3 separate regions of the Homo sapiens genome follow, and all the other regions are linked to region 2. The links are chromatin contacts, found by Hi-C or POLR2A ChIA-PET in ENCODE. All regions are on one chromosome and are shown on one strand. Each heading gives the region's core, a stretch centred on a gene start or an enhancer-like site at or near the end of the contact. The rest is flanking DNA. Distances are from core to core; before and after follow the strand shown. Region 1 holds the start of RPP25L (ribonuclease P/MRP subunit p25 like). Region 2 holds the start of NFX1 (nuclear transcription factor, X-box binding 1). Region 3 holds the start of FAM219A (family with sequence similarity 219 member A).

Evidence for each region. A loop is a pair of places that touch in the nucleus more often than their neighbours do. ChIA-PET counts read pairs that join two places held with the same protein, here RNA polymerase II (POLR2A). Pooled maps may share reads with other maps.
Region 1: a pooled map shows a loop between it and region 2 (5-fold over the local background). The contact joins the promoter of RPP25L here to the promoter of NFX1 in region 2. A Hi-C loop is called at or near these places in 6 of 50 pooled maps. POLR2A ChIA-PET finds 5 or more read pairs at or near these places in 2 of 52 experiments (activated B cell and activated T-cell).
Region 3: a loop to region 2 is called in a map of naive thymus-derived CD4-positive, alpha-beta T cell, with 25 times the contacts of the local background. The contact joins the promoter of FAM219A here to the promoter of NFX1 in region 2. A Hi-C loop is called at or near these places in 1 of 168 maps with a recorded cell type or tissue (naive thymus-derived CD4-positive, alpha-beta T cell) and 8 of 50 pooled maps. POLR2A ChIA-PET finds 5 or more read pairs at or near these places in 2 of 52 experiments (CD4-positive, alpha-beta T cell and K562).

Annotation. Positions count from the first base shown.
Region 1 is chr9:34,610,393-34,615,293 of GRCh38, forward strand. RPP25L (ribonuclease P/MRP subunit p25 like) reads right to left here and starts at 1,705. Exons shown (of 2, transcript NM_148178.3): 1 at 1,672-1,705; 2 at 103-940. The coding sequence starts at 904. The coding sequence ends at 413. It overlaps DCTN3 (dynactin subunit 3), which reads right to left. Exons shown (of 7, transcript NM_007234.5): 5 at 4,318-4,376; 6 at 3,650-3,709; 7 at 3,154-3,479. The coding sequence ends at 3,390. RefSeq lists enhancers at 623-1,176, 2,280-2,329, 2,457-2,506 and a silencer at 1,640-1,879.
Region 2 is chr9:33,288,587-33,292,922 of GRCh38, forward strand. It overlaps NFX1 (nuclear transcription factor, X-box binding 1), which reads left to right and starts at 1,930. Exons shown (of 24, transcript NM_002504.6): 1 at 1,930-2,011. The coding sequence starts at 1,987. It also overlaps the pseudogene LOC100862682. RefSeq lists enhancers at 1-820, 1,526-1,945, 1,956-2,005, 1,975-3,174, 2,156-2,205.
Region 3 is chr9:34,456,077-34,460,649 of GRCh38, forward strand. It overlaps FAM219A (family with sequence similarity 219 member A), which reads right to left and starts at 2,494. Exons shown (of 6, transcript NM_001184940.2): 1 at 2,128-2,494. The coding sequence starts at 2,187. It overlaps DNAI1 (dynein axonemal intermediate chain 1), which reads left to right and starts at 2,729. Exons shown (of 20, transcript NM_012144.4): 1 at 2,729-2,977. The coding sequence starts at 2,930. RefSeq lists enhancers at 660-1,160, 2,292-2,832, 2,395-2,689, 2,786-2,855 and a silencer at 2,166-2,415.

The DNA.
Region 1 (4,901 bases), core at 455-2,954, 1.3 Mb after region 2:
TACTACTCTTCCTCTGTCTTCACCCGATCAGCCCCCCGGGGTAAGGGCGGGGACTCCCATTTCTTTAATCCCACTCCACATAGCAGGCTGAGTAGAGGCTCATCAAATAGGTAGAAACTTTATTTCCTAAATCCCTCCCTGGACCTCTTTCAGAAGGCAGTTCAAATGCACTGTAGGTAGAAGGCAGAGGAAGCCCTTATTTAGCAATGCAGAACTTGGCAGAGGCCCCACATCTGTCATTCTTCACAGCAGTCCCTTCCCACATGCTAGAGGGAAGGGGAAGCATGATAGGGAGGTCCACTTTTGTGGACTCAAACCTTGATGGGGATGTTGAGCAGTCACAACGCTTCTCAGAAAAGGCACAAGCACCCCAGACATTCAGGCCCGGAGAACAGGCTGGCTCAGCAGGTCTTCACGATCGGGTGTCTCGAGCCCTTCTTCGGGAACGAGGGCCACAGCTGGAGCTGGGCATGGAACCCAGGCCAGGGGGTGCTCCTGGGGGTTGGTAACCACACTCATTGGGGTCCAGGGGGTCCCGGCTGAGCAGCACCCACACTGCAGGCACATGGCGGCGCACTGTGAGGGGGTCTAGCCCTGTGTCAGGTGAGGCTGGGACCCAGCTGTCCTCAGTCTGAAGGAAACGTAGCTTGGTGAGCTGGTGCAGGCCTGGGACCCGCCGCTTGACAATCTCAGCGCAGCTGACAGCCTTTCCTGCAGCCCTGCCAGAACCTGAGAACACTACATGCCGAGCACTGCCGCCCTCCAACCGACCCAGAGCCAACCCCAGCAGGTTGCGAATTTTGCTGCCATCTCGGACCCGCATCTCAAGGGTATCAGGAGGTAGCTGGGGCATTGGGGAAGGCGCTGGGAGCTCTACAGAGCCAGCTTTCCGGTAGTGCTCCATCCTGCTTGCTGTCTTGTCTGTGACTCTCGCTGCCCACTGCAGGGAAGCATCAGGTAAGTGCTAAGCAATGTGCCCCAAGTCACTGTCCACCATCCCCTATCTCCATCCAGGATATGGCCCTGCTCCCCGTTCCAGACTTCCCAGAAACAGGATCATGTCCCCTTGTCCTTAGCATCTCGTGACAAGGTCCATGCCTGCCGCAGTCTGGGAAAGGGCTGTACCCCATACACCCCGTTCCTCTACAAGGGCCATAACACCCCCACCTCCAATCCTGGAGTCCAAGAGGCAGGATCACATTCCCCAAACACTGAGCTCTTTGGGAAAGTGCCAGGCCCCCTCATCCTAAACTCTCCAGGACTGGGGCTTAGCCCCCCTTATCCTGGGCTCCTTGGAACAGGGCCTGGAACCCTCACCCCAGACTAATACCAATAGAGAGCGCTCCTCACTTGGGGCTCTACAAGGACAGGGACAAGGCCCTTCGCCCCAGGCCCCCCGGGAAACAGCCAAGAACCCTTATCCAGTGCTGCCCCCAAACAGAACGGATCCCCTCTCCCAGAGATTACCAAGGTCAATCTATATCAACCCAGGTCACTCAGAAACTCGGGGGCAGAGGCTCGACTCGGAGGGCTGCTCAGGACATTCCAAGACAGCCTTGGCCGTTTCCATAGCCACGGTCTCTTCCAGGGTCTTGCCGGCCGCTGCAGCCAAGCCACAGGCGTCCCCCAACCCTACGAGCGCCCCTCTGCCCGCCCGGTTCCGGCTCTCACCGAAGCCGCCTCACGCACGATCCGGAGCCAAGATGGCGCGCGGGCCCGGAGCGCACTAAGGCCGCGGGGCCGCGCACGCCCCGAGGGGGCGGGGCGTGAGGGGCGGGGCGTGAGGGACGGGCCCCGAGGCATCTCCGCCGCGGAAACAACCCGCTGGCCAGAGCGCCCCGGACCAGTCCCAGCGGGGATGGGAACACGAGCGCAGCCTCCGCTGTTACGCCCCGGAGGGAGGCAGGACAGTTCCCTGCGGTAGAAAGGAGCGGCCGTCGGGGAAGTCCTGCGTCTGAAGGAGGGGGATCTGGCCCTTAGAAGATGGGAGGGCTGGCGTTAGCTGTTGAGCAAACGGGGAGCTGTGGGTTTCACCGTGGGTGCGAACAAAGGCTTCAGTTTGTAGTGGCTGCTGTTGCATGGGCGAGAGCCTTAGTTACCGACTTCTGAGCTTCGACCTCATCCTGTGGGCGCTGGCGGACCACGGGGGTTTTCCGGGTTTTCCAGGGGCCAGTCGAACCAGATCTTGTGCAGGGAGCCGAGGAGGGAGTGGTGGGGAAATCGGGCCACAGCCCCTGACGACACCTGCCGCGGAGTCTGGGGGCTGAGGGGGCGGGGGTGCCCACGGAGCCTAGTATGGTGCCTGGCGTATGACCGGCGCTCAATATTTGTTAAATGATTTGTTACATTAATGAACCAGAGAAATCGCGGTGGGAATGGAAAAAAGATTAAGTTGGGAGATACTAGTAGGTTCAGTGACGAGTTGGCCACTGTTTGGACGGAGAAGTAGGAAATTCCGATCTAGGGTGACTCCCAGGTTTCAGATCGGTTTGGACACGCTGAATTTGAGGTGCCGGAGAGGTCGCAAAGGCGGGGCGGCCAATGGGCCGTTGGAAAAAGGGTCTGGAGCCAGAGCACTCCCTGAGACCACAAGGGGGCAGCAAACATTTGGTGGACTACGGTGCCAATCTGTTTCTCAACATGCTTGCCCCAGCGCCCCTACTTCCCAACTTCCCCTCCCCAGGACCAAAACTTCCTGCATCCAAACCTCTTAGGCTGCCCTTCTCGGCTCGTGGCAGCAGGTAGGCTCCCAAGAGAGAAATTTAAAGGCCTTTGCACATGCTGCTCCCTTGGCTCTGAAAGTCCCTGGATATCACTTACCAGGTCCCTTCAGTCCCTTTTTTCTTCTGTGTCCACCTGATAGGACTGCCCTTTTCCTTTACTGTCTATCCTGCTAGCCCGTGCAGGGCAGGGATTAGCCCTATCTACTCCCATCATCTGACATTTGGAGGTCTCTTATTGGTAAATGTGGGATAAATGGATACATAAAGGAATATCCTATTCACATAATCAAATGAGAGCCTTCATTTTGAGAGCTCTACACCTGCCAGAAAGCCAGACCAGGATGAGTTTAGTTCCCAGTCAAACGATTAGGCAGGCTGACACCTCTGCCCCCTACCACCTCCATCCTAGACCAAGAAGCCAGCACACTCCTCCAGTCATCTCTATGGTTTATTGTCACTGAAATAAGAACACTGATTGGGGGGAGGGTGGGTGTTGCAAATTGCAAACCTCAGGTAACCTGACCTCCAACTTTAGAGCCCAGAGTACAGAGAGGTGGGCCTTGAAGCCAATAAATACAAAGCTTCCTCTGCCTTGTAACAAAGGCAGGTTGGCATAGGGCCCTGGAGCCTGACTGCCCAGGCCCACTTTGGGATGGGGAGCAGCTATCACTCCTCTGCTGGCTTCACTTGCGTGGCGGCCTCTAGCTGGCAAAGTAGCTCATCCCACTGCACGAATTGCTTGGAGAGAAGCATTGTCTGGTTGTAGGTCAAGGTGAGAATAGGAATCTGAGTGAGGAAGTTCATGGAAAGTGGGGAACAGGCAAACATAGGTGGGTAGGATAGGATGAGAGAGAGCTAGAGGTGGAACAAAAGGACAGGGCTTAGGGACAGCACCCATTAGGGTCCTAGTTGAGCAGAAAGGATACAGTCTTGTTGTATTCCTCCAGGAGAGCCTTGGACTCCTCAGTGATTTCCACACACTGGTCCTGTAGGGCCAAAGTGTAGCACAGAAAGGAACTGGGCAAAGCCCACATCTTCCACTAAACTTCCTGCCTCATCACGGACTCCCACTCCCCATGGAGCCTAAAAAAGATGACGCTTAACCCCAAAGCCAAAGGAGCAAATGGCTATGGGAGCACTTTCAGGCTCCAGGATGGGTGCCCTAACAGCAGTCCAAAGACGGATGGAAAAGGGAGTGGCCATACATTAAGTAAACATTCCCCCTAGTGTATGTCTCTTCTTCTGTCCTTATTTCTGAACTCTCTTTGAACTTTACACTAGGGCCTGGGAATAGTGAAAAAAGAGCCCCTCTACCCACAGTCAATGACATACCATCCCCAGGAATTCTTGGGTACCTCCCAGCCTCAACCTTATGGTGTCCCAATAAAGTCCTGCTCTGGAAGCAGAAAGTTTGTACATGAACCTAGGCAAGTCCCTTTACCTCCCTGGGGCATATGCAAGATAAAGGATAAACCCCAAAGTTTCTGCTGAGGTTACAACAGAAAGGCCTGAAGCTGCTTCCCCAGGTGGCATGAGTTGGGATGAGGTGCTGCGCCACCTCCATCTTCGCTTCTAGTCATCTCCCCTCCCATACCTGCTGCTGAATGTGGATCTGGGCCAAGCGCTGCAGGCGGGCAGCATGCTCAGGAACGGCTGTAAAACACAACACACACTGCTGGATGATGCTTGTGCCCTCCCCCGGGACTGCTCAATAGTCTATTAGGTCTTTGGCAGGATTAGAGTATTGAGTGGAGAAGCTAAACAAACGCCAGACTTCATCGACTGCTGCAGCTGGAGGTGGCAGTGGGGCTCCCTGCCCACTCCAGTCTTACTCCAGGACCCATAGGGGAGGGGAAGATACATGTCCCGAGGAGAAGACAAAACCTTGGGGTTCCCAGTGTTGCTCCCTACCCCCACCCCAGTGCTATAAGCAGGACCAGGTAAAGAGAGCTTTGGCTATTATAGGACCTGTCCCTTTGCTCTCAGCCCAGCGGGGGCAGGTCTGCCTGGCTTAGGGAACAGGGAGTCTGAAGATGGATGCCAGGTCCCTAAGCTGGAATCCAACACGCCAAGGCTTGGCCACCATGCTGGGCTCAAAGCTTAAGGCTGTCAGATACTCAGCGGGCAGCTGATCAGGGGTAGGGAGGGGGAGCTGGGAAAAATACCTCCACAGACAGA
Region 2 (4,336 bases), core at 680-3,179:
AGCAGTTGTTTGCAGAATTTTCTCTGTTACCATTCCTCTCTTTTTGTTCTCGCCCAGAGTGGGTGGTTTTTTGTTGTTGTTTTAGATTTTCATGTGAAGGCAGAGAGTTTTTTTTCTTTTTTAACTCCCCATCCCCCTATGCGGGGTGTCATTTCACCATCCACATCCTTGTTTGCGTTTCTGGCCCTCGTCCTCCCTGCCTCTCCTCTGCCTCCCCAACCCCCGCCTACCTACTGCTCCCAGGGGTCTCTCCAGGGGCAGGGGGATTTCAGGAGATGGGGTGGGGGCCAGCCCCTACTGGACCCTTGTAATCTGATTTGAAGACCATCCCCCTGATGGGACCAGCAGCCCCGCTGGCCCACTGGGGGTCCCTCTTAACATCTGCTTGTTGTGGGGGTCAGTGCCACGGTCTGCTGGGGTCTTGGCACTGTCTTCCTGGCCGGGGCCTGGCACCTTAGCCCCCAGCCGGCCCGAGTGGGGGATATCGACACCCCCAGCTAAAGCACAAGCACCTTAGTCATCCCTCCTCTCCCCCTGCCTCCTGGCCTGCCACCCCACCCCAGCGTTTACCCCAAAGCACAATGCCCTGGTCACTTGGCAAGTGGCTGGGCCTGACGGAGGCCAAGGGGCAGACCGGGGCTCCAGCCAGACCCCCGAAAGGAAGCAGGTGCTCCCCCACTTCCAGGACTTAGTTGGGGCGGGGGGCCCAGCTCCTGGGCCTAGGGTCTTCTCACCCCCACCCCCTTGTCCTGGGTAGGCCCCTGCCTGCCCCTCTCTGCCTTTTCCTCGGGTGTCCCTCCTCGAGCCCCTGCGGCACTGGCTTGGGTGGCAGAGCCCACTTGTTTCAGGGACCCCAGGAGGTGGTGCCCCCTGGCTCCTGGGACTGTGTGTGGGTCTGGGGGGTGGGGGGGTGGGGAGAAGCGTCGGGCAGGGGGTGCAGGGGAGGAAACTCCTCACCAGGAAAGCCAAAGACAGGGTTGTGCCTTACCTCAGGAGCCACCCGTTCCCCCTTGCCCTGCCGTTCACCCTCCACCTTTCCCCCCGGGCGGCCTGCTGCTTTTTCCTTCTCTTCCTCCCCTGCCCTGCCCTGAGCTGCATGGTTCCCCTACCCTGGGAAGCCAGGAAGGAATCTGAATGGAGAATCACCAACCACCAAAGAAAAAAAGACTGCGGGGCCCTCCCCTGCCAACTCCCCTTCCCTGGCCGCCCACTCACCCACACCTCTTTCACGCAGGACAGGCTGCCCACCCTGTCCACGTGAAGTGCCAACGCCCTCCCCACCCTGGGCCGAGCCCCCACCCCTCCCTGGGCCCCCAAGTGAGATTGCACATTTAACTACTGTAAGGAGAGGAGCGGCGTTGGCAAATGTGAACCATGAGAATATCGGTGATACTGATGAGAATAAACGCCTTTGTAAAAAAAAAAAAAAAAAAAAAAGTCTGGAGCCAGGCGTGGTGGCTCGCCTGTAAGCCAAGCACTTTAGGAGGCCAAAGCGGCAGGATCGCTTGAGGCCAGGAGTTGGAGAGACTAGCCTGGGCAACATGGCGAAACCCGTCTCTACTAAAAATAGCTGCGCATGGTGGCTCCGCCTGTAGTTCCAGCTACCGGAAGGCTGAGGCGGGAGGATTAGAGACTGAAGCTATAGTGAGCCATGATCAGACCACTGCACTCAAGCCTGGGTAAGGCAGCAAGACCCTATATCAAAAAATAAAAAAAGGAAAACCACAATGATTACGCAAGTCGCCGCCCTCCCTCCTGCGATTGTTGCTATTTCCATCCAGCTACTAGTCTCCTCCTCCCGCCCGACACCTGGCGCGTCTATCTGACGTCACGAACGCGCCACACAGATTCGGGCTGCGCAACCTCTGTGGCCGTCTACACGGCGCGCAGATGCGAATATTCTCGCGGCGCCGGAAGTCCGGGGCACGTGACCTGGTGACAGTGCTGACTTGGCTGTACAGCTCGATCTAGGTTCTGCGGCACGGGATGGCGGAGGCGCCTCCTGTCTCAGGTATTGTCCCGGCCCGAGCGGGACTGGGCCCCTTTCAGGGAGCGGAAATTGGGTCAGTGACGAAGTTCTAGGGCCTCAGCCACTCATATCGCGAGAGTAGCACATGCTAGGGCGTAGGATAGTGGCTCGGAAGGGCCAAGCCCCGCGCATCGTGCGTACGAAGATCTGTGTCTTCTTGGACTAGATGGTGAAGCCCAGTAGCTGGGTTTCGGAGGAGAGAGGACTTGTCCCGGCGCTGCGAGTCGATGTGGGTGCCCTGCCTTCCCACAGGCTGTTTCTGGGGCAGCGGCGCACTGACCTTCGACAGGCGGGCGTCGGCCAGGTCACAGCCAGTGACGGTGGCGGGCTCTTGACGTGTAGGGTGTGGTGTGCTCATACCGCCTGGAGTGGTGGCGTGGGCGCGAGCCGAATTCCAGTAGTTTAGAGTCTCAGCCTGCTGCGAACCCCGTGTGACTCAGTCTCAGTCTCCTCATCTGTCAGTTGGGAGTAGATAAGTTAATTCCTGTGATGGCTCCCGCCCTGTACTGTACCTATTCTGTAATTGTTCACTCACTCCCCCTCCTGGAGTTGCCTCAGTGTGTAGAGACAGCCTCATTTGTTCGTTGATATAACATCCATTTCCTCAGGGTGTTCCATAGATCAGTGTTTTCCAAATGTGTTGGACAGCAACCAAAAGAAACATTTTGCATCGCGACCTTAAATATTGTACACTTACATAAATATAAAAGCGAACCAGAAGTTTCTGGAAGCAGTGAGGTTGGTTGGTTTGTTTTACAATCAGCAATATATTCTGTTTTCTGTTTCGTTTAAAAATATGTCACAGCCCACTGCCTTCATTTGATTTTATGGCCCACTCTGGAAAACAGGGCAGCAGTTTGCAGAATGGAGTTTGGAAACCATTGGTTTGAATCTCAGCTCTGTCCCTGACCAGCCGTTGGGGCACCAAGAAGACCATATATGTATTTGTATACTGGGTGGCAGGTAAAATGTATTTATTACTATGGTTCTTAGTTTAAAAAGTTAGGGCCGGGCGTGGTGGCTCACGCCTGTAATCCTAGCACTTTGGGAGGCCGAGGTGGACGGATCACGAGGTCAGGAGATCGAGACCATCCTGGCTAACACGGTGAAACCCCGTCTCTACTAAAAATACAAAAAATTAGCTGGGCATGGTGGCACGCGCCTGTAGTCCCAGCTACTCCGGAGGCTGAGGCAAGAGAATTGCTTGAACCCTGGAGGCGGAAGTTGCAGTGAGCCAAGATCGTGCCACTGCACTCCAGCCTGGGCGACAGAGTGTGACTTCGTCTCAAAAAAAAAAGTTGGAAAACACACTGCATTGGTGTACCCTAGTCTTGATGTGGATATTAAGTCTTCCTTGGGGTTGGAAAACTTTTTGGGCTGGGTATTTTGTTATTCTCCTCACCTAGTCCTTCACCAGATTCTCTAAACTGGATCTATTGATCGTCTCATCCACAGGCTCGTTTCTGACTCATTTCTGTACCCTTCAGTGTTTGAAGAAGAATTCGGTGGGGCCTAGTTGTGAGTCTTCGTGTTGAACTTTGGTGTTGTGCCCAAGTTATTACCTCCAACCCAGAAAGTATCTAATGAGGCAAAATCTTCTAGTCCAAAGACCTCCTTACTCCTTTTCATGTGCTTTAGTTTGATTTTGCTTTAGTTCCCATTCCATGTTCGTATTTTAGCATCATCTTTAGCCCACACCCTCATCATCAAAGTCTTTAAACAGAAGCCCAGTGCAGAGGATACTTTTCTGCCGGTGAGCAGACTCTGCAATGCCAGCCTTGTCTCTGGACTTTGTAATCTGCCAGTTGGATTTCCCTTTAGTCTGCCTTTCCCACCTGTTGGACACCTACTGTGCTGCTGTGTTATCTTGGATTTAGGGTACCACTTGTATTCTAGCCGTGGTGACTAGACATCCTGTTTACTAACTTCCAGCTACTTGAAATAGTGAAATAAAAATGGTGCCTCTGATCTTTGCCATGGCCAGTTTCCTGATCAATGTGTCCTGTTTCCCTTCCTCATGTCTCTTATGGGTTTTTTTCCTGAGGGCTTTGCCTGCTGCCTCATGTCTAGTTGAACATATCCTGTATATGAGTACATGCAGCCTTCTCTGGATTCTCTAGTTGCATCAACTCATTACTGCTTAACGAGAAACACTCTTTTCCTATCCTTTACTAGGCTTCTCTAGACATCTTTACTGATCTTATTTCTGCCCCTCTTTCCAGTCTCGCTTTTTCAAGCAAGCGAGAACTACACAATACCCACTGGTCCAATTTAACCATTCCAACCTTTAAATTATCTTATGTTTCC
Region 3 (4,573 bases), core at 1,244-3,743, 1.2 Mb after region 2:
CAGCTACTTGGGAGGCTGAGGTAGGAGAATCGCTTGAATCCAGGAGGTGGAGGTTGCATTGGGCCAAGATCGTGCCACTGCACTCTAGCCTGGGTGACAGAGAGGGACCCTGTCTCAAAAAAAAAGAAAAAAAAGTATTCTCTTGCACAAGGGTGACTTTAGCAGTTAAAGGGGTCTGAAGGCAGTCAGAGCTTTTCTAAGTGCCTCCTTGCCACAGATGCTTCTCCAACTCCAGGGCCACACAGACCGGAAGCAGCTCAAGAGTTCTCTACCCAGCCAAACCACTATTCAGAATTTCAGGCAATAACAGAAGCACCAAGGACAACTGAGAGCCTGGTGGCTCTATTTCTTCTCCCCTTTCCTTGAACAGCTATTTCCTTCCTTTTTGAGAACCCCAGATGGGTGACAAGAAACAACTCATTGCTTCCTTTTCCTGACACACTTGAACCTCCTCTTCCTTCATCCACCCTCTATTTTGATTCTTGATTAGATGCTTAGAACTGGAAGGGCAATCTCGTTTGACAAGCCAGGTTAGCTAGAAAGAGAACTCAGAAAGGAAAATTATCTTCAGCCAGCCCAAAGTCCTTCTTTAAGTTCATGGGATGGACTTCTCTCCAGGATTTTCTGGCTCCCAAATAATCCAATGATGGCATGAGGCTAGGAAAAAGTCCTGCAACACCTCTCTCCGGTTTAATATTGTATGCTTCTGTAAAACTTCTTTGTTTTGGCTCTTAGAACTGTCTAAGCAGTCATGAAAGGGGGAAAAAGCCTTTGTCTCCTGCTAAGTGGCCACTAATGATTCTCTCTACCATCCCTCAAAAGGTGTGACAAAAAGGTGGTGATGGGTCCCTGCCGAGGCCCATCTTGGCTGCTGTAATGGGTAGGTTACTCGCCCAGGAAGCTACAAAGCACATCTGTCAGCCAGGGGGTTATAGGCCCAAGGGTAGACCTGTTTCTGGCCACCCTGCCTAACACAGAAGCAGAACTTCAGAACTTGGAGAACTCAGCTCTGCTCCAGCCAGCACAGCTCAGAGAAATGGGGCATCCACACTTTCGGATTTGTAGCCCACCTTGCCTCCTTCCAATTCCAGCTCAGGCTCCAGGGGGATAAAGCGAACACAGCCTAGACATTCCCTCTCTTCCCCCCTCACTATACGAGCTGGCTAGGCCTCCACGTCTCCCACCCGGTTGCCTGACAGACAAGCGAGGTCAGGGAGCCCCCTGGGCGGTGGCCAGCAAGCATGGTCTCCCTTAGGCCTAGCCTCGGTGCACCCGAGTTGCCCTCCCCCTTCCATTCCCTCCGCGCCAGCAGCGATGACATCATTCCTCCCTGACTCCGGGACCGCGGACAGGCGGCAGGATCCGCGCCCAGCAAGGACTTCAGGCACGTAGGCCTAAGATGATGGGGGCTCTTCCCAACCAGTGCGCACAGGCAGCTCCAGCGCGACCCCACTTCCTCTCCCGTCGGTTCCCGAGCACTCTCATCTGCACCCCGATTCCCCATCTGGTCGCCGCGCACTCTCCTTCCCGGTTTAGATGCCCCCAGCCTGGTCTGCCTGCGCTCCCCACCGGAGAACGGAATTCCCAGGTTCTGCACCAACCACCTTCCCCCACTGGGTCCCTCGCCCCGGCCCAGCGTTCCTGTCCGTATATCCAGCGGACAGGCGGGCAAGCCCCTCCTCTTCTAAAAGCTGATTCCCAATCTCTCTTAGCCTGACGGCTCCCCCGCCCTAAGCATCACAGGCCTCTAGGACTAAACGCCTCCCCACCTCCCATCCCAGACCCCTGGGCCTGCCGCCGGCGGTGCCCCATGGCAGTTCCCTCGCCAGTCCCTGCTATGGGCCTCCACTAGCGGTGTGCACCTTTGTGCCCCCTCCGTTCCATCCGACGGTGCCCTGCTTCCACCGACGGTGCCCTCCGCCCTTACAGGTCCCTTTGCTCTCATCCAGCATATTCTCCCACGGTTTTCTTGTCCTGCAAGTCCCCGTCCCCCGGCAATACGTTTTCAGGGATCTCTTTGCCCCATCCGATGGCGCCCCTCCGCACGATCCCCCCGGCCTGATTCCCTCCCTCCCCCTCAAGCGACGCCCCCTCCGGCCTTGGCCTGCCCGCCGCCCGCCCCCTCACCAGCGGCTGCATCTCCGAGTGCGCGGTGGGCACCTGGAACCGGTCGATCTCCTCCATCATGGTGCCGGCGGGCGAGCGGGCCAGGGGCCGGGCGCGGCCGCGGACGCCGACAGGACCGCGCGGGGCGGCGGCCCCAGGAGCCCGGCGGGTGGTGCAGACTAGGCCTCCCCGGACCACTCGGGCGGGCAGGGGCCGGGCGGATGCAGGGGTGGGCGGGGGCGAGAGGTTCGCAGACTGGCTGAGGCCGGCGTGACTCCGTGGGCTTGCCTAGCACTACCGCGGCTGTGGCCGGGCCGAGCCGCAGGTCTTGCCTCGCCTCCTACTCCGCTGCCGCCTCCTGTCAGCAGCTCAGCCACTGCGGTGACTCGGCAACTCCACTTCCGGGTCCGGGACACCGCCCGGATCTTGCATTATTCATGAGGAGGCGGTGCCTGGGGACCCCAGCCCCACCCACATGCGGGAGTTCCGAATGCGCGCGGCCGCCCAGCTGTGATTCCTGAGGGGGCGGGGCTTAGTGGAGACTCGCTCGCCGCGCGCCCAACCCCGCCTCCTTTCCGGGCCGGCTGGGCGCGCCGAAGCGCCTGCGCCTTGGCTGCTGGTCGGTTGCTGGGTAACCGCGTCAGGGAGTTGGATTCTATCCTGCAAGGGCACGGGGACCCACAACGACGGCTGTCCCTAAAGAACCGTTGCGACTGGTAACTGAAGTGGAAGAGAGTCCAGATTTCTTGTGTGTGGTCAAGGAGACGGACAAACTTTTTGTCTTCAGACGAGGGAGCGTTTTGTAGGCTCTCCAGGGGTTGAGATGATTCCTGCTTCTGCGAAGGCTCCCCATAAACAGCCTCATAAGCAGGTAACGTACGCACACCTTCCTTCTGATGACCTCTGACCTTCGTCGTCGCCAGTGACCACTAATCATACCTCTCCTACTGATCCTTGATCTTTTCTCTGTTGACCCCAGCCTTCTCACCCCCGTGACCTCTGGTAAGTGCTCCCACTGACCTCTGACTCTGTCCTACTCTTTCCCACTAATCCCGGCCTCCTCTCCCATACTACCCCAATCCACCGTTTCTTACCTCTCTCCTTTTATCCACCATTCCCATCTCTTCACTTCACTTTACCCCATGGACTCATTCTGACCAGTCTATTCTCCTTAACTTCCCCATCCCCATTCCCACGAGTCCCTTCCTCCTTGTTCTCACATTCTTGTCCCAAAGGAATTTTTCTTTTTCTTTTTCTTTCTTTCTTTCTTTTTTTTTTTTTGAGACAGAGGCTCGCCCTGTAGCCCAGGCTAGAATGCAGTGGCGCCATCTCAGCTCTCTGTAACCTCTGCCTCCTGGGTGCAAGCGATTCTCCCACTTCAGCCTGACGAATAGCTGGAACCAAAGGCATAGGCCACCACGCCCGGCTAAATTTTGTGTTTTTGGTAGAGACGGGGTTTCCCCATGTTGCCCAGGCCCGTCTCTAACTCCTGAGCTCAAGCGATCCTCCTACCTTGACCTTCCGAAGTGCTGGGATTACAGGCGTGAGCCACGGCGCCCAGCCTCAAAGGCATTCTTTATCCAACCCTTTGCTGTGTGCCTAGCTCCAGGCTAGGTGGGAACACAGCTCTTGCTGTTTGGGAGCCCACAGAGGGTGTGCAAGAGAACTAAACAGAATACAGGACAGGCTATGTGCAGGAGTGTGATTTTATTTTCTGTGCTGGGAGATTTATGAGGAGAGAAAGGGCAGGCAAAGAGGAAGAGGAGAGAGGCCCTTTTCTCATCCCTGTCCTCACCCCCACAGTGCACAACCCAAACACTCTGCCCCAACTATTTCTAGAGCCTCATATCTCTCTCTTCCCTGCGAGCCCCTGGTCCACTCCTATGATTCATTCAGCTATGTGAACATTATGCTCTTATTACCACCTGGACAGATGTCATCCCTTCTCACAGGAAACCCGAGTCATCCCCCACTTAACCCACTGAGCACAGAGTTCTGCTTTCTTCCTCAGCATCACCACGGAAGGCAAGGCAGTCCCAGTTTCCCAAGGAGTCTTCTGTGGTGAAGCAACTCAGTCCTTCAGGAACTTTTTCCAAACCCTTTATGAATTACCACTCAGGCTAATGTGTAGTTTCTAGCTCTGGAAAGCAGGACTTCTATATATTTATTCCAGATTTACCCCACTCAAGTCTAGGTACATTGAGGTTTAGAGAGCCAATCTCCATGCTACTTATGACTTTGCATATTTTGGTCTGGCCACCTCCATGTTAGCCTTTGCTCCTCTGCCTCTTTTACCTGGGCTTCTGTAGCAGATGGACCTGACTTTCTTAGGTCTCTGCAGCCTTGGGGAAGCTGCTAGTCCCATATGAACATGCCCTAATTTTATGTTGGGGTTGGGCTTTACGTTGAAGTTCATGTACTGTGTTTGAGCCTCCTGACCCTATATTTACAGGCAGTTTGCTTTTAT